Linked DNA regions of Homo sapiens: all the other regions are linked to region 1. A link is a contact called in ENCODE Hi-C or POLR2A ChIA-PET data. All regions are on one chromosome and are shown on one strand. Each heading gives the region's core, a stretch centred on a gene start or an enhancer-like site at or near the end of the contact. The rest is flanking DNA. Distances are from core to core; before and after follow the strand shown.

Region 1 (4,266 bases), core at 864-3,363:
CCACGGAATTATATCAATGACCATCACAACCCTAAATGAACTAATGAACTCAACCATACATTTTCTCCACCTCTGCCCTCAACAAGTGACTGCTGCTTGAGAAATTTACACAGGAGGGCAGAAAATGGTGAGTTCATTTTTGCCCATATTAAAAAGGCCCTCAATATTGCTTACCAGTCCTACAACATTCTTCTGTCAACTTGTTGTATTACTTTCTACAATATTCCAAATCTTCTCAGCTTTCCTTTAAACTCCCAATACCACCTCCTTTTCTATCAGAAGATGACCCCATCTTCAACTTCACAGAGAAAACAAGTCAGCAAATGAGAACTTTAACTTCCTGTTACTAAACATACAGAAACATACTTCCTCTCATAATTGGGGAAATATCTCCTCTCTCTCTCTTTCTCCCTCCCTGCCCTCTTCCAAAACCATTATTCTTACCAGTGTTTCGAACTGCCTCTAAACTGCCTCTATTCTTACCCTTTCAAGATCTTTGCCTACTGACTATCCCTTCTCTTCCTTTATTCAACCATTTTTTTCTCAGTTGAATCTTCCCTACCATGCTCAAGTTTCTCCTGTCTTAATTCTAACAAAAATCAAAAAAACAAAAACAAAAAATCTTGATCCTTCATCATTCTCCCTCCTTCCTCCCTGTCAAGGCCAAACTTTCCAAAAGCATTCTACAACTTGTCCCCATCTCTACATCTCCCCCACCTCCAAACTACTAAGTTGTTTTTTTCAACCCCAGCATTCCAACAAACAGCTTTCACTGAGATAATCAGTGACCTCTGTGTTATGAAATTAAAAAAAACATTTCTCAGGCTTCATCTTCCTTGATCCCTTAGGAATAGACTACTTACTCCTTGAAGCACTTTTTTTTTTTTTTTTTGAGATGGAGTCTGGCACTGTCGCCAGTGATAGACATTATGATAGTAATGTAGCTGGGATTACAGACACCCGCCACCACACCCAGCTATTTTTTCTTTCTTTTTTTTTTTTTTTTGTAGGGGGGACGGAATTTCACTCTCGTTGCCCAGCCTGGAGTGCAATGGCATGATCTTGGCCCACTGCAACCTCCGCCTCCCAGGTTCAAGCGATTCTCCTGCCTCAGCCTCCCGACTAGCTGGGATTACAGGCGCCTGCCACCATGCCCGGCTAATTTTTTGTATTTTTAGTAGAGATGGGGTTTCTCTATGTTGGCCAGGCTGGTCTGGAACTCCTGACCTCGTGATCTGCCCGCTTCAGCCTCCCAAAGTGCTGGGATTGATTACAGGCGTGAGCCACTGTGCCTGGTGAAGCACTTTCTTTTCTTGATTTCCAGCAGTTTATTTTATTCTTAGAGGTGCATGGAGGGGTTCCTGCAGCAAATAGTTTACAATAATCCTCCATCTGCTTAAAACTCTTCAATAGCTTTCAGTGCCCCTAGTACAAAGTGGTCTAAAATTCCAAGGCCTTCCAAGATCTAGCGATTGTTGGCCTTCTAAAGCTTTCTTTCCTCTACACTCGGGGATGTACGATTAGCACTAAGCCTCTAACAAGGATGAACTACTAGAAATTTCCAGAAGGCGTTATGCTGTTCTCGACATAAGCTGTTCCCCAGAGCCTGGAAAACTCTAGCTCTTTCTCTGCCGGATTTCCGGGGGAACTCCTACTTATCCTTCATGACTCAAGTCACTTCCTCCGGGAACCCTTCCAGACACCCCTAAGAATAAAACGCTTTGTTCATTATCAGCCAAAGGCGCCTCAAATTTTCTATGTGCTATGCACTGTATTCTATCCACTATAATTTGTTTACATATCTATATCTTAGTCTAGACATATTGAAAGGCGATGAAGAGCAGGGAAAGCACTGTATTCGCTTTCTTTTCTTCAGCGTTCATCCAGCACAGTGCCTGGCATACGGTTTGCCCTCAGTAAATGTTTATTGCATGAACACCTCCCAGCTTCGGGCAGGACTGAAATCTATCCGGTTAACTAGTGAATTCCCAGACTCTCCGTCTGCGTGGCAGGGACATTTAAACCCCCAGCACCGTGATTGGCTCCAGCTGCAGGGGTGTGTCTGTGTCCGCGGCGAACGGGAAGTGAGCAGGCGCGCGGGCTCGGCGCGCGCAGGCGCGACTAGGGTGCAGCGCCAGGTCCGGTGTTGGGGTGTCCGAGTTGCCGCCGGAGAGGAGTGGCCTCGCCCGCTTGGTGAGTCTCCAGGAGTGGGACGGAGGGAGCTGGCCGGGATGAAGTCTGAGACTATGTCCTGAGAAGAAAGAGTGTATCGTATTGGTTGAAAAGTTGGTGGGGTCGGGCTTAAGCGGAGGAGGGGGCTCTCTGGCCCTTACTCGGCAGATGGGCCCGGAGAGAGGACGGGAGGTGCCGGGAGAACATCGAGGGACCAGTGGAGGAAGGGTAGCTGGATGGTAATTCTCTGGACCCTTCCTCGAAATTAAACAGAGATCACTTTCCGCCCCTCACCCTTACTGTGTTGCTGTAGTTGACATTAATAGACTGCCTGTATGGTGACCACAGTGATCAGATAGCTCTGAGATAATGGCTTGAGGAAGGACTCTGAGGTTCCTGGTATTGGATAGCCCTTGCTCTCTAGAAAGGTTCAGCCTTACCTCGCGGCATTACTGCACAAATTAGAGGATCAGGAAAAGAATGAATTTCACAATTCGGGATTGGAGTGGTGGGGGGAAAAAGTACTGTAAAGTGTAGTTTCATCTCGTCCTTTTTTTCTTCTTTAATCAGTCACCACAATGTTAGGAAAGGCAGTTGATGGTAGGAGGAAACGTAAAGACATAAAAGTGGGAGAGGAAAAAAAAGTCAAGAAGGGAGTATCATTTTGCCTTTTGCTATTTGTCATCTCCTGGAATGGGGTCTGTATTAGTGCGTTCTCACACTGCTATAAAGAAGTACCCAAGGCCGGGCTTGGTGGCTAACGCCTGTAATCCCAGCACTTTGGGAGGTCGAGGAGAGAGGATCATATGAGATCAGGAGTTCGAGACCAGCCTGGCCAACATGATGAAATCCCATCTCTACTAAAAATACAAAAATTAGCCAGGCGTGGTGGTATATGCTTGTAATCCCAGCTACTCCGGAGGCTGAGGCAGGAGAATCACTTGAACCTGGGAAACAGAGGTTGCAGTGAACCGAGATCGTGCCACTGAGCTTCAGCCTGGGAGACAGAGTCAGGCTCCAACTCAAAAAAAAACAAAAAGCAAAAGAAATACTCGAGACTGGGTAATTTATAAAGGAAGGAAGTTTAATTGACTCTCAGTTCTGCATGGCTGGGGAGGCCTCAGGAAACTTATAATCATGGTGGAAAGCAAAGGAGAAGCCAAGCACCTTCTTCACAGGATGGCAGGAGAGAGACAGTGAAGGGGAAAAAGCCCCTTATAAAACCAGTATCATGAGAACAGCATGGGGGAAACCACCCCCATAATCCAATCACCTCTCACCAGATTCGAGATGAGATTATGAATAGCCAAACTGTATCATTCTGCCCCTGGCCCCTTTCTTTCTTTCTTTCTTTTTTTTTTTTTTTGAGATGGAGTCTCACACTCTGTCACCCAGGCTGGAGTGCAGTGGCGCGATCTTGGCTTACTACAACCTCCAACACTTCAAGCGATTCTCCTCCCTCACACTCCTGAGTAGCTGAGACTACAAATGTGTGCCACCAAACCTGGCTAATTTTTTTTTTTTTTTTTTTTTTGAGATGGGGTCTTGCTCTGTCGCTCAGGCTGGAGTGCAGTGGCGCGATCTTGGCTCACTGCGACCTCCGCCTCCCAGGGTCAAGCAATTCTTCTGCCTCAACGTCCCAAGTAGCTGGGATTACAGGCACCTGCCACCAGGCCTGGCTAATTTTTGTATTTTTAGTAGAGATGGGGTTTTGCCATGTTGGCCAGGCTGGTCTCAAACTCCTGACCTCAGGTTATCCACCGGCCTCCGCCTCCCAAAGTGCTGGGATTACAGGCGTGAGCCACCGCGCCTGGCTAATTTTTGCATTTTTTAGTAGAGACGGGGTTTCACTCTATTGGCCAGGCTGGTCTCAAACGCCTGACCTCATGATCCACCCACCTCATCTTCCCAAGGTGCTGGGATTACAGGCATGAGCCACCACGCCCAGATTCCCTGGCCCCTTTCAAATCTCATGTCCTCACAGTTCAAAACACAATCATGCCTTCCCAACAGGCCTCCAAAATCTTAACTCATTCCAGTATTAACCCAAAAGTCCAAGTCCAAAGTCTCATCTGAGACAAGGCAAGTCCCTTT
Region 2 (4,266 bases), core at 1,209-3,708, 1.9 Mb before region 1:
CAACCACCTCACAGCTGGTCTCCTGTGTCCAATTTTGCCCCTCTCCCTACTGTAGCCAGCATAAGTATTAAATTCTGCAACCATCGCAGACTAGAGGGGGCTGCAAAATAAAATACTTAAAAATTAGCTACTTAAAACCTGAAGCTTAGCTTATGGTGCATTGGTTATCTATTGCTGAGTAACAAATCAACCCAAAACTTAGTGGTTTAAACCATGACATTTATTGAATCTGTAGGGCTTTGCAGGGACAGCTTGTCTCTGTACCACTTGGTGTCACCTGGGACAGCTTAAAAACTGGGGGATGAAATCATTTGAATTACTTACTTATATGTCTGATGCCTGGGGTGGGAAGACTCAAACAGCTGGGACTCCCTGGGCTTCTCTACCTCTCTGTGGCCGACTTCTTACATGCCGGCTCAGAACTACCAAGGAGCATGCTGAGAGAGAGAGAGAGAGACCCCAGGTGGAGTGCTTTCATGACCTTGCCTCAGAAGTCCCATTATTTATGCTGTACTCTATTAGCAAGGCAGTTACATAGGTCTGCCCAGGTTCAAAGGGAGGGAATATTGACTGAAGATCTCAGGGGAGGAGTGTCCACATCACACTGGAACATGAATGAGTGGGATGGGATACACTGATTTGGCCATCTTTGGAAAATACAATCTGCCATACATGATTCTACTTGTTCTGTAATAGTGAAAAAATAACAAGAAAAATTGAAGTAGAAAATAAAAACAAAGAAAAACCATTTCACATAGACATGTATCGCTGCCAAGTGTGAATAACTTGTCCACCCTCAATCACTTTAATTATGGCAAACCCATGGCAGCCATAACCTTCTAGATGTAAATCTCATCTTGTCACTGCCCCTCTTAAAATCAGCCATTAGCTCCCTGTTCTCCCACAATAAACTCCAAACTCCTTAACATGGTTTATAAAATCCTTCACACCTGGCCTTGTTTAGTAATTTCCACCCTCACCTCTCGTCTGTCCCTCCTTTGTTCTTTGTGCTCCAGCTACACTGAACTACCTTCCATCCTCCAAGTTCCCTTTTGCTTTTAGGGCTTTGCACATGCTGTTTTCCTCTTCCAGGACTCCTCTTGGTCCCCATGCTCTTACTCTTCTATTTCCTCTCACTCCTATTCATTTCTATGGACTCAGCTCCCCTAACACGGCCTCTCTCCTACCCCACTCCAACTGGTCTAGGGCTCTCATATCTCCTTCCCATGTGCTCTCAAAGCACCTTGTGCTTACAACTTCCACAGAATTAATGAGGTAGGCTCTACTCCCCCCTCCATCATTCTATGTGGGAAGATGCCGTTCTGCTTTATTTAACACCATGCACCATGCCTGGAACATGGCAGGGGCTCAACAAATATTGGTTAGATGAATGAATCTCTGCCTTAAATAACCTATTTCTGGGCTCAAGTAAACAGCCCTCGCACAAACCTAACATCCCAATGGCAGTATCCTATCTTGAGTCTTATAACTGACGTAGGGCCAAAGCTGGTTGGGATAATTTAGAATTTTCAAGAAAACCTTGCCTGCTTCATGTGGCTGGGGCTGTTCTCAGCCTTGGAGGACTCCTTCCAAAACAGGGCCAGGGAGAGGCTCCAGGGCTTCCGTCTTCCAGCAATGGTCCTGGTGGGCAGGTCTGCTTGGAAGGGTGCACCTCGGCCACAGCTGGCGGGACGTTTGTTTACTTGCTGTGCCTGCAGCCAGGGCCTATTTCTGGATCAGGTATTGGATGCATGCCTGTGTCACTCCAGCCCTGATCTTGCCAGGCGCTGAGTGATGAGCACGTGTGTGTGCCGGGAGAGAACAGCAGCAGTCCCTTAGGTTATCTGCCTGGCTGCAGCCCAGCCTTCTCTGGGTGTACCAAGTCATTACGGCTTGGCCCGTGTTGGTGATTACCCTCCCCTGGCTCTAAAGCTTTAGCACTAAATATTGCTCCATTTGCTCTAACTTGCTGTCTATTTCACTAAGGAGGAAGAAGGAAGAAAGTCAGGGGTGATAAGTAAGATTCTACCAACTTACAAATCTTACTAGGTTGAGGAAGCCCTAACTGGAGTTCCTTGGAGTTTTCAGGGTCAAAGGAAAGAGATCAGCATTTTAGGCCAATACTATTTTTTCCTATGGTTAGTCCCATTACTGAAAAGGAACTGGAACATGAAGAGGTCACTTGACTTATTTGTGACCATTCAGTAAGCCACAAGACAGATAAAAGACAGCACCCAAGACTCTCAGTTTCAAATTTAGTGCCACTTCACTAGCCTAAGATAAATCTGTATTAACAAGTTAGCTTTGGGAGCTAGTGTCAAATTTGGTTTTGGTAAATGGAGTTTCACCTTTTTTTAGAGCCATTGTTTACGCTGTCACCTCTAAATCAATTAAGAAACTATAGCTACAACTCACTGGGTTCCCTTCCGTGGAGTCGTGCAGAGCTCCTCTCACACCGCACCCAGGTTTACACATGGGCTAGAAACCATTCAACTTACAAACTCTGTTTCAGTTCCTCTAAAGCGATTCTCCACCCTCTCATATTCCAATTTCTGTTTCTGAGGTAGAAAATGGGAAGTAGGGAAAAGGCAAAGCTAGAATCTTGCCTGAATGACAGAAACACTATTTTCGGGTACAGAAACATTCTCTTACCATCCCATGATCTGCACTTTGGGAGAGTGTTTTGGGACCTCATTGCTTTTTTTTTCTTAAACTGTTGTTTCTGAGGAAGAATAATTGTTGTTTGTTTATCATGCAGGGAGAATAAAAATTTTAGTTTTTCTTTCTTTAAAAAATCCATCCTGGCAGGGCACGGTGGCTGACGCCTGTAATCCCACCACTTTGGGAGGCCGAGGCGGGCGGATCATGAGGTCAGGAGATCCAGACCATCCTGGCTAACACGGTGAAACCCCGTCTCTACTAAAAATACAAAAAATTAGCCGGGCGTGGTGGTGGGCGCCTGTAGTCCCAGCTACTCGGGAGGCTGAGGCAGGAGAATGGTGTGAACCCGGGAGGCAGAGCTTGCAGTGAGCCAAGATGGCGCCACTGCACTCCAGCCTGGGCAAGAGAGTGAGACTCCATCTCAAAACAAAAAAATCCATCCTGAAAGCCATCAGATGGCCCTGGAGAGGAGTGAGGCCTGGCATCTGAACTCCAGGTGGAGATGGCAGCCTGCAAGCCTGGATGACCGTCAATATTCTGGCTTCCTCAATGTACCCAGGGGCCACAGAGAGCCACTCTCTGTGTCACACGTATCCTGCCAATAAAATGCAGTAGGAATAAAGCGACTAAATCTACTAATAAAGGTGTTAACCCAGTCCAGACAACATGGCGAAATCCCATCTCTACAAAAAATATAAAAAATAAGCTGGGCATGGTGGTATGCACCTGTAGTCCCAGATACTCGGGAGCCTGAGGCAGGATCACCTGAGCCCAGGAGGTCAAGACTGCAGTGAGCTGAGACCGTGCCACTGCCCTCCAGCCCTCCTGGTGATAGAGTGAGACCCTGTCTCAAAAAAAAAAAAAAAAAAAAAAAAAAAAGGTTAACCATTAGTCAATGAAAAGAGAGGAAAGGGCCAGGCATGGTGACTTGCACCTGTAATCCCAGCACTTTGAGAGGCCAAGGTGGAAGGATAGCTTGAGCCCAGAGGTTCGAGACTAACCTGGGCAAAATAATGCGACCCTGTCTCTACAAAAATTTTTTTTAAAAATTAGCCAGGCATAGTGGCACATGCCTATAGTCCCAGCTACTCAGGGGAAGCTGAGGCAGAAGGATGGATTGAGCCTGGGAGGTTGAGGCTGTAGTGAGCCATGATTGTCACTACACTCCAGCTTGGGTGATAGAGTGAGGAGACCTTGTCTCAAAAAAACAAAAAAAAAATAAAGAAGGAAAAAAGAGGAGCGGCCAGGCGCGGTGGCTCATGCGTGTAATCCCAGCACTTTGGGAGGCTGAGGCGGGCAGATCACCTGAGGTCAGGAGTTCGAGACCAGCCTCAACATGGAGAAACCCCAAATCTACTAAAAAAAATACAAAATTAGCCGGGCGTGGTGGTGCATGCCTGTAATCCCAGCTACTCAGGAGGCTGAAGCAGGAGAATTGCTTGAACCCGGGAGGCAGAGGTTGCGGGGAGCCAAGATCGCGCCATTGCACTCGAGCCTGGGCAACAAGGGCAAAACTCCATCTCAAAAAAAAAAAAAAAAAAAAAGAGGAAAGTATATTTGAATATTACAATAAAAATATTTGTATCACTAAGCAAGTATATGGAA
Region 3 (4,266 bases), core at 589-3,088, 1.3 Mb after region 1:
GGCTGTGCACCGTGGCTCACACCTGTAATCCTTGCACTTTGGGGGGCCAAGGAGGGCGGATCACCTGAGGTCAGGAGTTCCAGACCAGCCTAGCCAACATGATGGAATCCCATCTCCAGAAAAACAAAAATACAAAAATTAGCCGGGCATGATGGCGGGTGCCTGTAATCGCAGCTACTTGGGAGGCTGAGGTGGGAGAATAGCTTGAACACAGGAAGCAGAGGTTGCAGTGAGCCGAGATCACGCCAATGCACTCCAGCTTGGGTGTCTCTTATTAACTGTTTATTTATTATTTATTTTGAGATGGAGTCTGGCTCTGTCGCCCAGGCTGGAGGGCAGTGGCGTGATCTCGGCTCACTGCAAGCTGCTGCTCCTGGGTTCACACGGTTCTCCGGCCTCAGCCTCTCAAGTAGCTGGGACTACAGGCGCCTGCCACCACACCCAGCTATTTTTTTTTTTTGTATTTTTAGTAGAGACGGGGTTTTACCGTGTTAGCCAGGATGGTCTCGATGTCCTGACCTCGTGATCCACCCGCCTCTGCCTCCCAAAGTGCTGGGATTACAGGCGTGAGCCACCTTGCCCAGCCTTTCTTATTAACTCTTTTTTTTTTGAGATGCAGTCTCGCTCTGTCGCCCAGGCTAGAGTGCAGTGGTGCGATCTCGGCTCACTGCAAGCTCCATCTACCGGGTTCACGCCATTCTCCTGCCTCAGCCTCCTGAGTAGCTGGGACTACAGGCGCCCGCCACCACGCCCGGCTAATTCTTATTAACTTTTTTTTTAGACGGGATCTCGCACTGTCGCCTGGGCTGGAGTGCAATGGCGCGATCTCGGCTCACTGCAACTTCCGCCTCCCGGGTTCAAGCGATTCTCCTGCCTCAGCCTCCCAAGTAGCTGGAATTACAGGCGCGCCACCACGCCCGGCTAATTTTTTGTATTTTTAGGGTTTTCACCATTGTTGGTCAGGCTGCTGGTCTCGAACTCCTGACCTTCTGATCTGCCCACCTCAGCCTCCCAAAGTGCTGGGATTACAGGCGTGAGCCACCACGCCCGGCCCTCCAGGGTCTTAATACAAAACCGGGTGGCTGGTGGCGATGGTACAGTAAGAAAAGCTCCAGAGGGGAAAAGCGAATATGTGAATTATCTAATCTCAGCCACTGATCCAACTCCATAGTCTGTGACTTTTGGAGTCCTCCAATACTTCCAAGCTGCATGTTCACATTTAAAGTTTCTGGGGGAAAACGAACAGGGTAGAGTTTTAGGAAATACCAGATGTTGCTGCGATTTTCTACAGTGAAGGGGCGTGGAAGGGGACAATGGGAGTAGAAGCGGGTTTCTGAAGTTGTGTTTGTACTTGATTTTAAGCGAGCTGTGAACAACTCGTGTCCAAATAAGTGGCTGAGAGGTGGTCCTAAGTAAGCACAAGTTTAGTAGTAGAGTACTCGTAACACAGAACTGGCTGAAACCCCGCCCTCTTGTCTACGGGCGTTCTTTCAGGGCGACTTTGTCAGTACCCCAAACTGTCCCCGCATGAGGTCACTCTGCACGGTCACGTGCTCGAGCCCGCGGGAGCGCCACATCGCCAGCCGCACCCCTCCACCCCCAACCTGCCCACGTGACCCGGCCTAGTTTCTCCAGGCCCGTCCCTACGTCTCACTCGGGAAGCCCCGCCCCACGCTGAGCGCTCCGCCTGCGACCCTCCGCCACTTACCCACCCCGGCTCAAGCACGACCCGTGGATCCACGTGCTTTTTCTTGTCCAATGGGAGCCGGCTCCCGGGCGCGAAGGGGCGGGGAGGAAAGGAACGACTGTGCTACGTTGCCAGAAGGGGCGGGACCTGCAACGTCCGACAGAACGAGGGGACGTAACGGAGGCAGGTTGGAGCCGCTGCCGTCGCCATGACCCGTGAGCACCGAGCCCCCTTCTCCTTGCCCTTTTCTTTCCGTTCACCCTAAACACCACCGGCGAGGCGCCGGCTTTGACCTTCCGTAGCTTCCCTAGCAAGGCGTTTCTCTGGGCGCGCTCTGTGGCCACCCTCACACTCGGTGCCCGGAAATCGAGCCCTTTGCCCACGGCTACTTCACGGGACCACCCTCCCGGGTTAGGCATAGGCCCTCCCGGATCTTCCGCGGTGTAAGGAGAAGGCCAGCGCCCCTGTGATAGGCCCAGAGCCCCCACTCCACAAGCCAGCCCATCCCCCACGGAGACCCAAACCGTCCACACACACCTTGCCAGCTGTTTGGGCCCCACGCCGCCCCAAAACACGCCTCCAGCTGGCCCCTTGGGACCTCCCTTCTCTAGTCCGTATTTTGACCTGGCCCGTGGCAGATTCGCCACTCCCCCCTACCCCAAGCAGCCTGGGCCTCGATGGGCCGTTGTCGGGGCCCGGAGATTGAAGTGGTGTTGGATCCTGCTGCTGGCCGCGCTGGGGTAGAAGGGTCGCCGGTGTGTGGGCAGAGCGGCCCCCGCGTCTCACCTTTAATTTTCTTTCCTTAGGCGGTAACCAGCGTGAGCTCGCCCGCCAGAAGAATATGAAAAAGCAGAGCGACTCGGTTAAGGGAAAGCGCCGAGATGACGGGCTTTCTGCTGCCGCCCGCAAGCAGAGGTAGCCCCAGGGAGGGGAGGGAAAGGGACGGTGGAGACCTGGGTTAGACCAAGGGTTATAGAAGGAAAGAGAGCTACCTCAGGGCTTGAATGTGGACTAGTCGTGAGGAGCAGAGTGCATTGCTTCCTCTAGGGTTTTATTTCCTCCCCACCCTCCAAATTGTTAGCTCACAGCCTTACAGGAAAGGACGGGGGCGGGCGCCTGCCCTCAGTCTGATTTCTGAGCGTCCCTGGGTCTGACCTTAAGGGCAAGGGCAGGGAGCTTCACATTTCAAATACAGTTGTGGTTACGGCAGCCCAGTACTTTTGGCCCTCCTTGCTGTTCGGTTCTCCTCCCTTCTCCCAACCTCCTCACTGGTGTTGCTGGGTGTGGTCCTCAATACAGAATAGAGACCCTTGGGCCTGTGTCACCAGACTTCTGACCCCTTGGGCAACAGCCAGATGGAGACTGGTCGCCTTTTGAGCCTCAGCTCTCTTCCTCTTGTTCTCCTAGGGTGGGAGTACAGCAGCCAAACGCTGAACTTAGTCCCATCCACTTCCATCTTATCCTTTGTGCCCTTCATCCCCCTGCATCTTGTCCTTTTTGCCCTCTGGTACCTCCCAGTGCCCCATCATCTCTACCCCCAGGGACTCGGAGATCATGCAGCAGAAGCAGAAAAAGGCAAACGAGAAGAAGGAGGAACCCAAGTAGCTTTGTGGCTTCGTGTCCAACCCTCTTGCCCTTCGCCTGTGTGCCTGGAGCCAGTCCCACCACGCTCGCGTTTCCTCCTGTAGTGCTCACAGGTCCCAGCACCGATGGCATTCCCTTTGCCCTGAGTCTGCAGCGGGTCCCTTTTGTGCTTCCTTCCCCTCAGGTAGCCTCTCTCCCCCTGGGCCACTCCCGGGGGTGAGGGGGTTACCCCTTCCCAGTGTTTTTTATTCCTGTGGGGCTCACCCCAAAGTATTAAAAGTAGCTTTGTAATTCCTTGAGCGCCTGGTTTGACTGGGGACTTGGGGGGATGGGGTTGGAAGAATGACTGCCCTTTCCCACCAAAAAAGGGAGAACTCTTTAGATTCAGATTGTGGGTATGTAGACTTAATAAGTGAAACATCACAGAAGAAGCCTTTATTATACAATGACAACCAAACAAGTACTCCGGATATGCAGTAGAGGAATCCTCTAAGAACCATAGAGACTTCTTTTCTGTGATTTTTGTTCCCCACCCTTGAACACCATCTCTAGGATGGAGTTGGCCTAAGAGTGAATGCTGCAAGATCTGTGTTTATGCCTCTTTTCCTCATTCTTCCTCAGTTTGTTCGTCTGCTTGAAAGTTGGCCAAAAAATCCTGCTGCTCACCGACTTCCCGTGGTCAGCTGCTGTCAAGCGTTCACTTTCTCTTCTGTCATTCCTCATGGAATGAGGGTGGTTTTGTCTTCCCGCTTCCCTTGACCTCAAAATCAGGATTAAAACCTGGGGTAGCCTCTGTGCTCCTTTCTTCTATGCCCTGGTTTGTTCTGTGGTTCTGGGCTTCTTATATCCGTGTGCCCAGGGCTGAACTCCTTATTTTCCTTTCTCCAAGGGCAGAGCCGAGTCTTCAGTCCCTGTTGGTCTTTCCCCACCCCCACTTCCAGCCCAAGAGCCAGGAAAGGGCTGGTGCCACACTGTCTGCTGGGATCAGCGGTGGT
Region 4 (4,266 bases), core at 644-3,143, 1.3 Mb after region 1:
TAAGTTTCTTCTGGCGGGAAGGATCTACAACAAAAATTGAAAAGGGGTAGTGGATAAATACAAACAAAATAGACCAGGTAGGGTTGGGGGCAGGGATACTGTTCAGATAATGGGTCCCCCTAATGGCTTACTGCTGGTCCTTCTCTTCTCACAGCAACTAAGAATTCTGTTTGGAGTGAGAGCAAATGTATTGCTTATGACCAACACTGTCCATGCCCACAAAAGCAGCAGGTTCACTCTCAAAGTTTTAAGAGTCTTTGACAGAAACTGTTCCGTATCATCCACGGCTAGTGGCTATCCTAGGCCTAAAAGTGAAAGACGTGGATTCTATCTCCTTAGTTTTATTTACAAGCCCTTGATTTATCAAGTTTGGTAAACCAGCAACTAAACCGGCCTCCCCAGAATTTTCCACTCTTAAATGTAGAGGATGTGGATAGGAGTCTTAAATTTAAATTAGTGAAGAAATAGGCTGCTGACCAAGTAACTCCTGATAGTGTGTCGCAGCACAGCTTGGCTCAAGCCTTGCAAATGCTCGATGAGAGAGAAAGTATCGATGAGACGTGAACGAATGGCATCAGCTCGGGGAAGCTGCATCTGCCCTTCTTGTTGGTAAGCGGCCATGTCTGCTAAGAAAATGTAAGCATCAAGTGTCATTTCATTCTTGGAGCTGCACCAAGGATTACAGGTTTTCTGTCCCCTCCTCCCCACCCTCTTTGCCCTTAAGATTCCTTAATGTACCCACATCTACGAACTAGGAGCAGTTGGGCAGAACAAACATTCTACTAAGACTCAGGGTTTTTTGAAACAAAAGGGGCTAAGAGTGGTAAAGACATTGAGCAGTCGACCAAGTGGCCAGGCATCTTCACTTTGTGACGGCACTACCAATTAAAAGCTCATTAAAAAAAAAAAAAAAAAAAAAAAAAGTCCGGGCGTGGTGGCTCACGCCTGTAATTCCAGCACTTTGGAATGCCGAGGCGAGCGGATCACGAGGTCAGGAGATAGAGACCATCCTGGCTAACACGGTGAAACCCGGTCTCTACTAAAAATACAAAAAATTAGCCGGGCGTGGTGGCGGGCGCCTGTAGGCCCAGCTACTCGGGAAGCTGAGGCAGGAGAATGGCGTGAACCCGGGAGGCAGAGCTTGCAGTGAGCGGAGATCGCGCCACTGCACTCCAGCGTGGGGGACAGAGCAAGACGGCATCTCAGACAAAACAAAACAAAACAAAACAAGAAACTCAATAAAAAAGGAGCAGCCACAAGGGCAGGGGCCCGGGGCTGGACAAAGAAGAACCTGGGTCCCACCTGGGCCTGAGAGAATCGGGCAATGAGGTGGAGTTGGGGGAGGGCTTGGCCTGCCCACGCAAGAGAAACCAAGTGAAGAGAAATTGGACAAAATGCCAAAGCCTGACATTTTGAAAATGGGTCCCGTCCCAAGTGTGTCCACTCCAACACTCCTTCGGGGGCTAGCTCCTTCTCTCCTCCATTCTCGCTTCTGGGCCTCACCTCAGCCCAGGTTCTCTTCGCCCACTCAGTCCTGACTTCACGCTTCCACCTCCAGCTCAGGCGCCCCCTGAGCCCGGCTACCCCTACGCAGGACGAGCTCAGGGCCGGCTCCCAGCCTCACTGCGCCCCATTTCCCGCCCCGCCCGACCCCCAGGTTTCGGCTCACCCCGGGACCCGGCCCTAGCCCCTGCCCCCAGCCCAGGACCGGGCCCAGCCACGCTCGCCCAGACACTCGCCGCCTCGGCCCCGCCCCGCGCTCCGGCCACTCGGCGGTAACGAGTTGGTCCCGCCCGCCCGACGAAGGCGACGCGCAGCCAATCAGCGGCTGCCACACAGCGGCCCAAGCCGGGTTTGGGGGTTGGGACCTCCGGCTGCAGGTCCGCCTGGGCCAGACGCGCGAGCGCAAGCAGCGGGTTAGTGGTCGCGCGCCCGACCTCCGCAGTCCCAGCCGAGCCGCGACCCTTCCGGCCGTCCCCACCCCACCTCGCCGCCATGCGCCTCCGCCGCCTAGCGCTGTTCCCGGGTGTGGCGCTGCTTCTTGCCGCGGCCCGCCTCGCCGCTGCCTCCGACGTGCTAGAACTCACGGACGACAACTTCGAGAGTCGCATCTCCGACACGGGCTCTGCGGGCCTCATGCTCGTCGAGTTCTTCGCCCCCTGGTGAGTCCATTCTGCCGAGGCGGGGGAAGAAAGGCGGGGCTGGGCCGGGGGCGAGAGCGCGGGGAACTGTTGGGCCTACGCAGCGCCGGGGCCCTTCATTCCTGTGGGCCCCTGCTGCGGCGGGCACATTTCTCATTCCCGGGAGCTGGAGGCGCCTCGCCGAGAGCGGGGGAGTCGGTGCTGATCGGCCCAAGGAAAACCCGAAGGCTGCGCTCACGCAGGGCCTCATCCTTATCTCGGTGCTCTTGTGGCACTTCCTATTTGCAGAGGGTTTTGCCACCCCTTCCCCCAGTCCAATATGTAGCTATATCTTTTCTGCGTGAGTCAGTATTAATGCTCCTCCAGTCTACAGACTAGGCATCCCAAAGCCTTGTAGTGGAAGCGGACGTTTCACCAAATGCAGAAGTCCTGGATCCCTAGGGTATTTCCTTTCATCTTACCTCACGCCGCACAGCCATTGGTTTCTAGCCAAGGTCACTGAGTGGCTGCAGAATGGTCGTAAGTGCTTTCTTGAGGCAGGTAATTTGTCCGTCACATGGTGTACAGTTTCTCCCTTCAGCTGATCACTTACATCTCAGTACCGGCAGATACCTCTGTCCAAACGAAAGGAGTACGTGAACAAGAATAATTCCATCAGAATCTGTCCATATTGTCTGTTTTAAATAGCATTTCTTTAAAATGTCAAAAAAGACTCCAATGAGAAAATAACCAATATTGATTACATACTCCACTTTAGGGTGACTTAAGTGATCAAGGGTGTAAATTCCTTAGATAGAACTAACTCGAAATAAAAAACTGTTGGGGAGAAGGAAGAGCAAATAAGATTTCTGGCCCAGTCAACTTGAGTGTTTGTTTTTTTTTTTTATTTGTGTGTGTGTGTGTTTTTAAACCTCCAGATCATTACCAGAGTAAACAGTGATTCCTTTATCCTGGGGATAGCTCTCTATATATAATTCAATATATATAATTACAGTACTTAATTTTTCCCCTCCTGGCACAGTGACCCTTGGTTTAATACTATCCGTGTTCAAAAATGTCAGTAAAAGTTGTGTATAACTTTTATTTGCTTCAGACTCAGGTCTTCCCTTCTTAGCCTCAAACAACTTGCTAAGGGTTACACGAAAAAAGTCCTGTAGTAAAGACCACCTGAATCAGAATGATGTGCTAGAGATGGCAAATTTTGTTTGCAGCTTGGACAGATTTTGTGTCCAGGGCATTTCTGGGGCTAACTGGCAGTACAGATTACACATATAGATAGTTCTTATACATCTCTGGAACTCATGTTCTCTCTTAGGAACAACTCTTCCCAATTATATAATCATGCTGTTAGCTTTGAGGGGGTGTCAATAATTTGTAAAAACTGGGGGTGTCACTAAGTTTGTCAGATCTGAGTGATGCTTTTTACTACAGGGGTCATGCAACAATTTAAAGTAGGAATTGTTGGAGAATAGTGGGCCACTAGAATATTAGTTTAAAAAAGGAATTTTGGGGCTGGGCATGGTGGCTCCCGCCTGTAATCCCAGCACTTTGGGAGGCCGAGGCAGGCGGATCACCTGAGGTCGGGAGTTCAAGACCAGTCTGACCATCATGGAGAAACCCCCGTCTCTACTAAAAATACGAAATTAGCCGGGCATAGTGGCACATGCCTGTAATCCCAGCTACTCAGGAAGCTGAGGCAGGAGAATAGCTTGAACCCAGGAAGCAGAGGCTGCAGTGAGCCACGATCCTGCCATTGCACTCCAGCCTGGGCAACAAGAGCGAAACTCTGTCTCAAAAAAAAAAACCAGAATTTTTTATTTGAATTGAAGGGGGTGTTTCCTACTTTAAATTGTTACACGTGCTACCCTAAAAACTACATATCCCATCAGGCACTGACTGTCCCAAGAATTGGGTGGATCTCTGCTGTGGTGTCTGCTTTTAATTGGTTTAAAAGAAAAAGTCATCCTCCACAATTTCAGCAAGAAAGATGAGTTTTCTGAATGAGCAATTTGGAGTTAAAGAAGTCTCCTGTTGAGGTCTTTATTTCTTCACATTCCACTACATTTTTTTTGTGTGTGTGTTTGTGTATTTTTTTTTTTTTGAGATGGAGTCTCGCTTTGTTGCC
Region 5 (4,266 bases), core at 1,767-4,266, 1.2 Mb before region 1:
AGAAAGTGAGAGAGGCAATCATGCCAAGAACAAGCCAGCAAAGCTCTTTCACCAGATGTAGACTGTAGCCCTGCTGCCTTCCCTCCAGCGAGTCTGCCAGCATGCTTCTTCATCCTTTTTATATGTTCTTTGCTTCCTACTTCCCTGTCTTCCAACATACTGTTCACTTACTCTGGCAGTCTTTCTGCTTTTCATTAAGCCTCAAAATCTCCTCTGTTCTACTTGGCACCACAAGCTATGTCCTATATATGTATTTCTGACTTGGCAGGATAGTTCAGGGGTCTGGCAGTTTTTATTTACCTTCATTATTAAATGGGCCTCTGGGATGTTGCCTCTTCAGGAGCTTTTTGGTAATCAATACTTCTCTCAGAAGTATGAGACCATCCTCTGCACTCTGCTCTGTCATCAAAGGCTGCTGGGTGGAGATACCCTTTTTGAAAGGTGGCCTTGGTGAGAGGTATGGAGCCAAGTCTTCTAGGTTGCTTGCCCACATCACTCTATCTCTGGCCTCTGATTCTCAACTTTGTACCTGTGTGGCTCCTCTTGTTAGTGCAATGTTGACTGTTGAAAAAGCAGCAGTATGCTTACAGGTTTGCTTAGTTTGGGGACACCGTTACCACCAGAATGGCTGCTCTGACAATATGCCTAGGGACTTTCTCATGGCTTTTATTTAATAAGGAGGCTGGGCACCCTATAAAGCCTCATGCATTCACACCTTTGCAGCATGGTTTATGCCTCAGTGTTATGTGCACTGGAATGTTTTCCACTTCACATTTCCAAGTAGAAATATTAGTGTTACGGAAGTGCCTAATATCCCAGTCCAAATTTTTTTTTTTTTTTTTTTTTTTTTTTGAGACAGAGTCTTGCTCTGTCACCCAGGCTGGAGTGCAGTGGTGCGATCGCTCACTGCAACCTCAGCCTCCTGGATTTAAGTGATTCTCCTGCCTCAGCCTCCCAAGTAGCTGGGATTACAGGTGTGCACCACCATGCCCGGCTAATTTTTTGTATTTTTAGTGGAGACAGGGTTTCACCATGTTGGCCAGGCTGGTCTCGAACTCCTGACCTCGTGATCCGCCTGCCTCAGCCTCCCAAAGTGCTGGGATTACAGGTGTGAGCCACCACGCCTGGCCCCAGTCCAAAATATTTAAAGATTGTTTCCTTAGTGTCTTGAAGTTTTGCACAAAATTCTTTTTTTTGAGATGGAGTCTCACTCTGTCACCCAGGCTGGAGTGCAGTGGCGTGATCTTGGCTCACTGCAACCTCTGCCTCCTGGGTTCAAGCAATTCTCCCACCTCAGCCTCCCAAGTAGCTGGGATTACAGACGTGTGCCACCATACCTGGGTAATTTTTGCATTTTTAGTGGAGAGGGAGTTTCACCATGTTGGCCAGGTTGGTCTTGAACTCCTGACCTCAGGTGATCCTCCTGCCTCGGCCTCCCAAAGTGCTGGGATTACAGGCATGAGCCACCGTGCTCAGCCGCAAAATTCTTTATGAATTTTACACTTGGCAAATGTTAATGACGGAAGCCATAGTCTGCTCCTAATACATGTCCAAAGCATTGACTGTTGTGTCATTAGCTGCCTGGTTACATTAGCTCCCTGGCTTCTTGTTTAGACCACTGCTAATCCCTTAAAAACAAGAGGTCTGGCACTAGTAGCACAACCTAAGGTGGCATTACAGATCTTTGAGCGAGCCACAGCAACTTTTCTGCCAAGTCAGCTTAGTTTAGACTTCAGTGAATCAGGCTATTGCTATCCTAATGTATGTCTCTATGAGTGTATTTAGCCACACATCTGCCCTTGGTTGACTTTCTGACTCATTGCTTGCTTGCTTGTTTCCTTGCTTTGGAAAACTATTGAAGATTGCTAAAAAATACCACTGCAAAGTGATGGAAAAGGGTGGAGAACAGGGGAGTAGCCAGGCTGGATGGCTCAAATATAAATGAATGAGGAATTCTTTATGAAGTATCAGTCAGATTTTATGATTAAGTGATGTAATATAGGAATTATGTAAAAGGGAAGAATGTCTGATACTGATCTATTAGAGAGGTACTTTAGAGGCTTCTTGATTGGCATAAAGTTCCTAAGGTTATAGATTTTCCCCCCTTTTGGCTGTATAGCAAAGTGTTTTAATCCACGGTTGTGCCTTATTGTTCCATTAAAATTGTATCTTCGATCCATCAATAAATACTTGTGGTTGAAACAAAATAACTTTTGTCCATTTTACAAGAATTTTATGTAACTTAGTCCCTTCAAGTTTGAAATCACAGTGTCTCCCTTACTCAAGTTTATGTCTGTACGGTCAGCTGCAGTCTACTCTGCTGCTGCCTGGATATATGAAGTGGAAACATTCATCGAGGGGCCAGCACTTTTGGCTTCGACATGGTTTTGTCAGCCGTGGCCACTTCCCATTCATTCCAGCTAAGACGCAATTTCTATTCTTGACTCCCTGACTCCTTAAATGTAGAAAAAGCCTAAAAATCCAGTATATGTCCATTCCTTAAATTGCCCACCTCCTCATTCATGTGCAGCCTCAGCGGTGACATACTCTGGTTTTACATGGCTTTTTCTTTGCATTTCTTTTTTGAGATGGAGTCTCACTCTTGCCCAGGCTGGAGTGTAATGGCACAGTCTTGGCTCACTGCAACCTCCGCCTCCCAGGTTCAAGCAATTCTCCTGCCTCAGCCTCCTGAGTAGCTGGGATTACAGGCACGTGCCACCACACCTGGCTAATTTTTGTATTTTTGGTAGAGATTGGGGTTTCACCATGTTGGCCAGGCTGGTCTTGAACTCCTGACCTCAGCTGATCCACCCGCCTCAGCCTCCCAAAGTGCTGGGATTACAGCCACCGTGCCAGGCCAGGAATCTGCATTTCTAAGAATCCACCCAGATGACAGCCCTCTTGGTGTTTGGCAAGCACAGTGGACCTACACTGCCTACGCTGGGCCTCGCTTGTCATAACCCCGAAGAGGAGCCACCCCACGTATACCCTCCCTGCTGTCACGTGTCCGTGTGAAGAGACCACCAAACAGGCTTTGTGTGAACAACAAGCCTGTTTATTTCACCTGGGTGCAGGTGGGATGAGTCGGAAAAGAGAGTTCAGCAAAGGGTGGTGGATTATCATTAGTTCTTACAGGTTTTGGGATAGGCGGTGGAGTTAGGAGCAATGTTTTGTGGGCAGGGGGTGGATCTCACAAAGTACATTCTCAAGGGTGGGGAGAATTACAAAGAACCTTCTTAAGGGTGGGGAGATTACAAAGTACATTGATCAGTTAGGGTGGGGCAGAAACAAATCACAATGGTGAATGTCATCAGTTAAGGCTATTTTCACTTCTTTGTGGATCTTCAGTTGCTTCAGGCCATCTGGATGTATACGTGCAGGTCACAGGGGATATGATGGCTTAGCTTGGGCTCAGAGGCCTGACACCTGCCCCTCTGGGAAATGATGCAGAAGAAAGGATGCCCTACAGTTGGGTGTAGCAAACAACAAAACTGCCAGTTACAGCAGGTTTCCTCTATGCAGGAGGGCCTTCAGAAAAGTGACGAATCCTTCTCTCCTGTATTGACCAAAGCTGTAAACAGCCGGACAACGTTTGGGCCCTTTAAGAGTCAAAGACAGAGACAAACTGGAAGCATTAAATTTTTTCCCTAGGTGTTGTGCTACCCCTGGATTAAAAGCCTGGGCGCGGTGGCTCATGCCTGTAATCCCAGCACTTCGGGAGACCGAGGCGGGTGGATCACCTGAGGTCAGGAGTTCGACACCAGTCTGGCCAACGTAGTGAAATCTCGTCTCTACTAAAAATACAAAAATTAGCTGGGTGTGGTGGCATGCGCCTGTAGTCCCAGCTACTTGAGGGGCTGAGGCAGGAGAATCGTTTAAACCCGGGAGGCGGAGGTTGCAGTGAGTCAAGATCGCGCCACTGCACTCCAGCTTGGGCGACAGTGAGAGACTCTGTCTCAAAAAACAAAACAAAACAAAAACCCTCGGGCCTGAGAATGAAATTATTAGTACTACAGTTTAACCTAACAGTGGCTTAAAATAGTCACGCGGCCTAGCCACACTATCTTACCACGTGGTACAGCTTCTACGGCGGAAATTTTACATTCTTAATAATTGAATTACAAAAGCATTTCTCCCTGTTACCTCAATTCTGGGACCCAATCCGGATCGAAAGAGTGGGGCGAGTGCTATTGATTGACGTGCATTCCAACCAACCTACGACGCAAGGAGAGCGCGCGCGAGCAAGACGATGCCCAATAAACACTC
Region 6 (4,266 bases), core at 760-3,259, 1.0 Mb after region 1:
AAGTCTAGGAATGAAGAAGCTTTTTTTTCATCTTTTATACAATTCAAACCTCACAGCATTATCGGAGGATGGTACTAATATTATACTCATTTCATAGTTTATGAAGTAGGCTCTGAGAGAGGTTAAGTCTCTTGTTTAGCAGCATGATTAGTAAAATGGTGGATCAAGTCTCAAATCCAGGGTTTCATATCTTACTTTGTAGCTCAGCTCAAGCCTCTCTTTCTTCTTTGGCATCTCACCATTTCATTGCAGCAGAGCCTAGGAATACAGCAGGTGGAGAGTTGGTTGTGGTGGGTAGCTGTTCAGAGGGTGAAGGCTGAAGGAAAACTCCACTGTGAGTTGGCACCATGCCCAGGGTGTGGCCCTTGGGGGTGGCAGCTGAGAATATGGGTGGGCTCTGTATTGGTCTGGGAAATGTTATTTTGTTCGTAAACTAAATGTCTACTTAAGTTTCCCTCCTAACACACTCCAGAAAGCCCTAGAAAGCAGGGAGGAGATAGAAGGCTTGAGGTGGGAGGAAATAAGAACGATGAAGTTGCAGAAGAGGGGTATTTCCCTTTTGTGATGCTCAGAACTCAGCCTGGTTTTCCCTGTGTATCTCTGCAGATGGCCGCTTCTACCCAAACGGGGTTGTTGCCATTGTCGCAGATTTGCATCCCCGGATCTAAGCAAGGATTGCTCCCCTTTTGTCCCCTCAACCCCCAAGAGTACTAGTGACTCAGCTCCTCCTCTCCTCTGGCTGCAATTAAGGGGGGATGGGGGATGCTGAGAGCACAGACTATTTTGGCTTCTCTGACCTTCAAAAGTAACTCTTGGCAGCCTGGGGCAAGGGTGGGGCTAGTGTTTGGGTGTGAGTGGGTGGCTGTGATTGTGAGGAAGGCCTTAGGAGCTGGCCAAACTGGGGAGGGTGGATGGGAAGAGGGCAGGGAAGGACTATGTAAGAGCATGAGCATCCTCGGGTTGGAAGGAAGTGCTACCACTCTCCAGATTCTTCCTTTGAGTCCTAGAGCGCTTTACTAAATCTGAGATGGAGGTAGAGACTAAGGGAAACAGGATCAACATTAGAAAGATCCAAATAATATAATATAGAAACAGCAAAGAGACAAGGAGAGAGCAAGAACCCAATCACCCTACAAAGTCATTATAGGGTTTTTTTAATCTAAAGAGTACTTCTGTTACATTTAATAATTGGCCTACAACCTTGCTTGGGCCGGAGGCCCTGGTGATCCTTCTTGGTCCTTGTTAACTCCTTCACTGTAAGGCAGAAAGCTCCCTGTCCCTTCAGGGACTTGTCTCTTCATATCCAATGACTCAAGAATCCCAAGAATCAGTGCCTGTGTGGTTACTGTGTTATGCTGCATTCCCATGAAACTTCATGTAGCTCTCAGGGTCCCTGTGCCCCACCCCAACAGGCTAGGGACCATGTGTCCACTCCGGAATTTCAAACTACCCTCTAACCCTAAAATAAGACTTATTTCTGCCCTCCTTGGTTTCTGTAGTGCTGAGGTTCAGAAGAAGGCAGCACATCTCTGCATCCCCAACCTTTGTCTTAAGCAGTTCCCCACACCTACCCCATGCTTTTGGGCCCCCAGCCTTTGTCTCCTGCTCCTCCAGGGACTGAAGGTCACTCCCTGGATCCATCTGAGGAGAGAGGCAGCAGATGGTTTCTAAGAGAAGGGGGAGAGCCCACGCAGCCCATGCCTCCTATAGCCTCGCTCTGTGCCCTAGCATGGGGCTTTGGTCTTTTGGCTGATGCCAAAAGAATATTTCCTAACTAAGCAGGGTTGGGAGAGAAAGGTCCTATGGGCCATAGGACATTGCAGAGGCTCCTTGAGCTGCTAGACAATCCCTCAGCCCCACAGAGCCAAGCAAAAGCACTGGAGCTCAGACGTCGTGAAGGCAAAGAAACAGTTAAGTCTCCAGTGCCTCGTCACGGACCAGCCCCTCTTCCCCGCCCTGGCGCCGCCCTCCTCATCAAGCACCCCCCTCCCCCCCCCACCGCCCGCCCCACTCCCACCCTAAGTGCTGCAGACTCTTCCCTGAAGCTGCCGGCTGAGGCCGGAGCTGCCGCCTCCATGAGAGGCTTCCTCCTACACCCCAGGGTAAGAACCGAACCAAAGGGCTTGGCATGTGGGGGTACACTGTGATAGGGAGGTGGGATGGGGGTCATGGAAAGGGTGCTGGTACCTAATCTGGCACATCTAGAACTAGCCCAGTGGCAGTAGGCAGGATGGGGAAATGGAGAGAGAAGATGAACGTTACTGGCTGTGGGCCCAGCCTGGACCCAGAACCAGAGGCCACCAGGGGCTGTGACAGTCCACCTCTCCAGCTGGGCGGGGATGGGAGAAATCAGCCTGGGACAGCAGCAGAGGGTGGTGCCACTGGCTCTGCCTGACAGCCCAGGATGCTGGAGGAGTTTGGGGGCTATGTTTCTGGTCAGAGGCAGAAGAATCTGAGAGAAAGGGGGATGTTATGGGAATGTGCCTAATAGGAGGGCCCCTGGGTGTCAGCTGCTGGATTGCTCAGCTGCTCCTATGCTGGGGGTGAGCAGGGCAGTGAGTTTTTGCCAAGTAAGGGAAGGTGGGGGACACTATGGAAAAGAAGGGAGGAAAGGGTCACTAAGACGTGGCACGCGCCTCCTTACAGACCAACCGGTTTGCAGTGGGCTCCCCCACCCTATTCCCTGCGGCTAGCTTTAGAATGGGACTCTAAACCCCCCTTTCTGGCCCTGCCGAGGCCACTCTGGAGACGGAGAACTCCCTCCCCAGCGGCTGCCCTGCATTTCCAGTCGTGTCAACCCCACAGGTTCCCAGTCTCAGCCCTACCCCCACCTCATCTCTGCTTCTCTTCCCAAGATGGGGGCTCTTGAACAGAGGAGCCAGTTTCTTCTCTCTCTCTGCATCCCCCCATCCCCACCCCCCATGCAGAAGCAGCCAAGAAAATGACTTGTCATGCTGGGGTGGGGGGTGGGGGCGGAGCTGGAGCCGGAGCTCAGCGCGCACACTCACACACTGCGGCAAACTGCAGCTGCCCAAACGGTCCCCCTCCCCTTCTGCCTCACTGCGGAGACACCTGCCCTCCTGCCTGCTCAGCCTCTGCACCGCAGCCCACCCCCCCCCGCAACTCCAGCACTGGCTGAGCACTGTGTGTCCCTGCCTCACAAGATGGTCCTCTCTAAAGAAAAAGGAAAAAACGAGTCAGTTCCCTTCAGTGAGAGAGCCAGGGGAGCAGAAGAAACGGCTTTCTCCCAGGCCTGAAAAAGAGAGGCACAGGATATAAACCATGTAATTTCAAGTCAGAACCACTCCCAGGGATAGAGTGAGGAACAGGACCTTATGCCAGGACAGGAACTGGGATCATAGAAGTCTTGTGGTGATAAATGGGGACCGTGAGGAATGGTTGGGGGCAGGGAGGGGTAGATAGAAAGCAAATCAGTGTGTGCTATAGATATTTGTCTTTCTGACCCTCCTACCTCAAATTTATGACCTTATTTGTGTGGAGGGAGCTCTTGTCTTTCTAAATCTGAACGACTTAAGGCTGGCAGCTTCCCGAACCTTGATATCCCTCACCTGCCCCAAGCCCTGCCCTTGCCTACATCTGAGGTGGCTCTTGTCCTCTGAATTTATCTCAAATGTTCCCTCAATTCTCAAGTAAATAGAAGGGAACCCTTGAATTCCCCTTTGGCCCAACCCACGCTGTATGGGGTTTGGTCTTCTGACACCATCGTTCATTTCCCCCACAGCTGCATCTGCAGCCCTGTGCTGCCAGATCTGCCTGATCCTGGCACCATGGCTCTGCCTCTTAACAAAGGCCCTGGCCCCAGGCTTCTCTTGTCCAAGCACCAGAAAGAAGAGAGAGCTGGGTCACAGAAGAGGGTCTAAGGGACAAATTATGGACCCTCCCACCAGTATCCTCCAGACAGCCCACTGCCATCTGTTGGATGCTCTGTGAGGTTAATGCCACTATGTACTGCAATTGGAAAGGGGATTTGGCAAGGAAGGGCGGGTGCAGGGGATGGCAGCATTCTTCTTCAGCATCTTCTGTCTCATTTGCCACTTTCTTTCTTTGCTGAATTGTTTGGTGTTTCATGTGAGGCTGGAGAAGGGAAATAGGGGATTTGGGGATGCCTTATCTTTCTCCATGGCCTGGGGAACACCCTGAATCTCTCCTTCCTTATTAATGTGTTTCTTGTTCAAGAACCTTTCACTCCCCATGCCCGTGGTAGAGGCCCCTAGGAGCGGGGCAAAGATGAGAGAAGAAACTGTT

Evidence for each region. Hi-C counts contacts between places; a loop is a spot of excess contacts on that map. ChIA-PET counts read pairs that join two places held with the same protein, here RNA polymerase II (POLR2A). Pooled maps may share reads with other maps.
Region 2: a loop to region 1 is called in a pooled map, with 2.4 times the contacts of the local background. The contact joins the enhancer-like site here to the promoter of SNAP23 in region 1. A Hi-C loop is called at or near these places in 2 of 50 pooled maps.
Region 3: a map of CD8-positive, alpha-beta T cell shows a loop between it and region 1 (12-fold over the local background). The contact joins the promoter of SERF2 here to the promoter of SNAP23 in region 1. A Hi-C loop is called at or near these places in 2 of 168 maps with a recorded cell type or tissue (CD8-positive, alpha-beta T cell and naive thymus-derived CD4-positive, alpha-beta T cell), 2 of 37 single-sample maps with no recorded cell type and 9 of 50 pooled maps. POLR2A ChIA-PET finds 5 or more read pairs at or near these places in 1 of 52 experiments (K562).
Region 4: a pooled map shows a loop between it and region 1 (6-fold over the local background). The contact joins the promoter of PDIA3 here to the promoter of SNAP23 in region 1. A Hi-C loop is called at or near these places in 2 of 37 single-sample maps with no recorded cell type and 6 of 50 pooled maps. POLR2A ChIA-PET finds 5 or more read pairs at or near these places in 1 of 52 experiments (activated B cell).
Region 5: a pooled map shows a loop between it and region 1 (5-fold over the local background). The contact joins the promoter of OIP5-AS1 here to the promoter of SNAP23 in region 1. A Hi-C loop is called at or near these places in 8 of 50 pooled maps. POLR2A ChIA-PET finds 5 or more read pairs at or near these places in 2 of 52 experiments (Caco-2 and T-cell).
Region 6: a map of CD8-positive, alpha-beta T cell shows a loop between it and region 1 (4-fold over the local background). The contact joins the promoter of MAP1A here to the promoter of SNAP23 in region 1. A Hi-C loop is called at or near these places in 2 of 168 maps with a recorded cell type or tissue (CD8-positive, alpha-beta T cell and chondrocyte) and 7 of 50 pooled maps. POLR2A ChIA-PET finds 5 or more read pairs at or near these places in 2 of 52 experiments (T-cell and naive thymus-derived CD4-positive, alpha-beta T cell).

What each region holds. Positions count from the first base shown.
Region 1 is chr15:42,493,521-42,497,786 of GRCh38, forward strand. It overlaps SNAP23 (synaptosome associated protein 23), which reads left to right and starts at 2,114. Exons shown (of 8, transcript NM_003825.4): 1 at 2,114-2,193. RefSeq lists enhancers at 1,787-2,330, 2,331-2,874.
Region 2 is chr15:40,548,298-40,552,563 of GRCh38, forward strand. It overlaps a transcript of CCDC32 not described here. Among named protein-coding and RNA genes, the nearest start is that of CCDC32, 15 kb to the right of the region's middle. Within about 2 kb of position 2,459, at least 10 of the 41 ENCODE cell types and tissues checked have a DNase peak (open chromatin) inside an H3K27ac peak, as active enhancers do.
Region 3 is chr15:43,790,482-43,794,747 of GRCh38, forward strand. SERF2 (small EDRK-rich factor 2) reads left to right here and starts at 1,839. Exons shown (of 3, transcript NM_001018108.4): 1 at 1,839-1,902; 2 at 2,494-2,602; 3 at 3,229-4,266. The coding sequence starts at 1,896. The coding sequence ends at 3,292. It overlaps SERF2-C15ORF63 (SERF2-C15orf63 readthrough), which reads left to right and starts at 1,495. Exons shown (of 6, transcript NR_037673.1): 1 at 1,495-1,902; 2 at 2,494-2,602. It overlaps SERINC4 (serine incorporator 4), which reads right to left. Exons shown (of 12, transcript NM_001258031.2): 12 at 3,681-4,266. It overlaps MIR1282 (microRNA 1282), which reads right to left and starts at 3,278; the gene lies at 3,178-3,278. RefSeq lists enhancers at 1,334-2,533, 2,322-2,651, 2,987-3,840 and a silencer at 1,522-1,601.
Region 4 is chr15:43,744,545-43,748,810 of GRCh38, forward strand. PDIA3 (protein disulfide isomerase family A member 3) reads left to right here and starts at 1,894. Exons shown (of 13, transcript NM_005313.5): 1 at 1,894-2,162. The coding sequence starts at 1,996. It also overlaps the pseudogene CATSPER2P1. RefSeq lists a silencer at 1,610-1,909 and enhancers at 2,410-2,459, 2,470-2,519.
Region 5 is chr15:41,279,681-41,283,946 of GRCh38, forward strand. It overlaps OIP5-AS1 (OIP5 antisense RNA 1), which reads left to right and starts at 3,017. Exons shown (of 5, transcript NR_152821.1): 1 at 3,017-3,038. CHP1 (calcineurin like EF-hand protein 1) reads left to right here. Exons shown (of 7, transcript NM_007236.5): 7 at 1-2,207. RefSeq lists an enhancer at 3,205-3,946.
Region 6 is chr15:43,515,599-43,519,864 of GRCh38, forward strand. MAP1A (microtubule associated protein 1A) reads left to right here and starts at 2,010. Exons shown (of 6, transcript NM_002373.6): 1 at 2,010-2,102. RefSeq lists an enhancer at 2,485-3,128.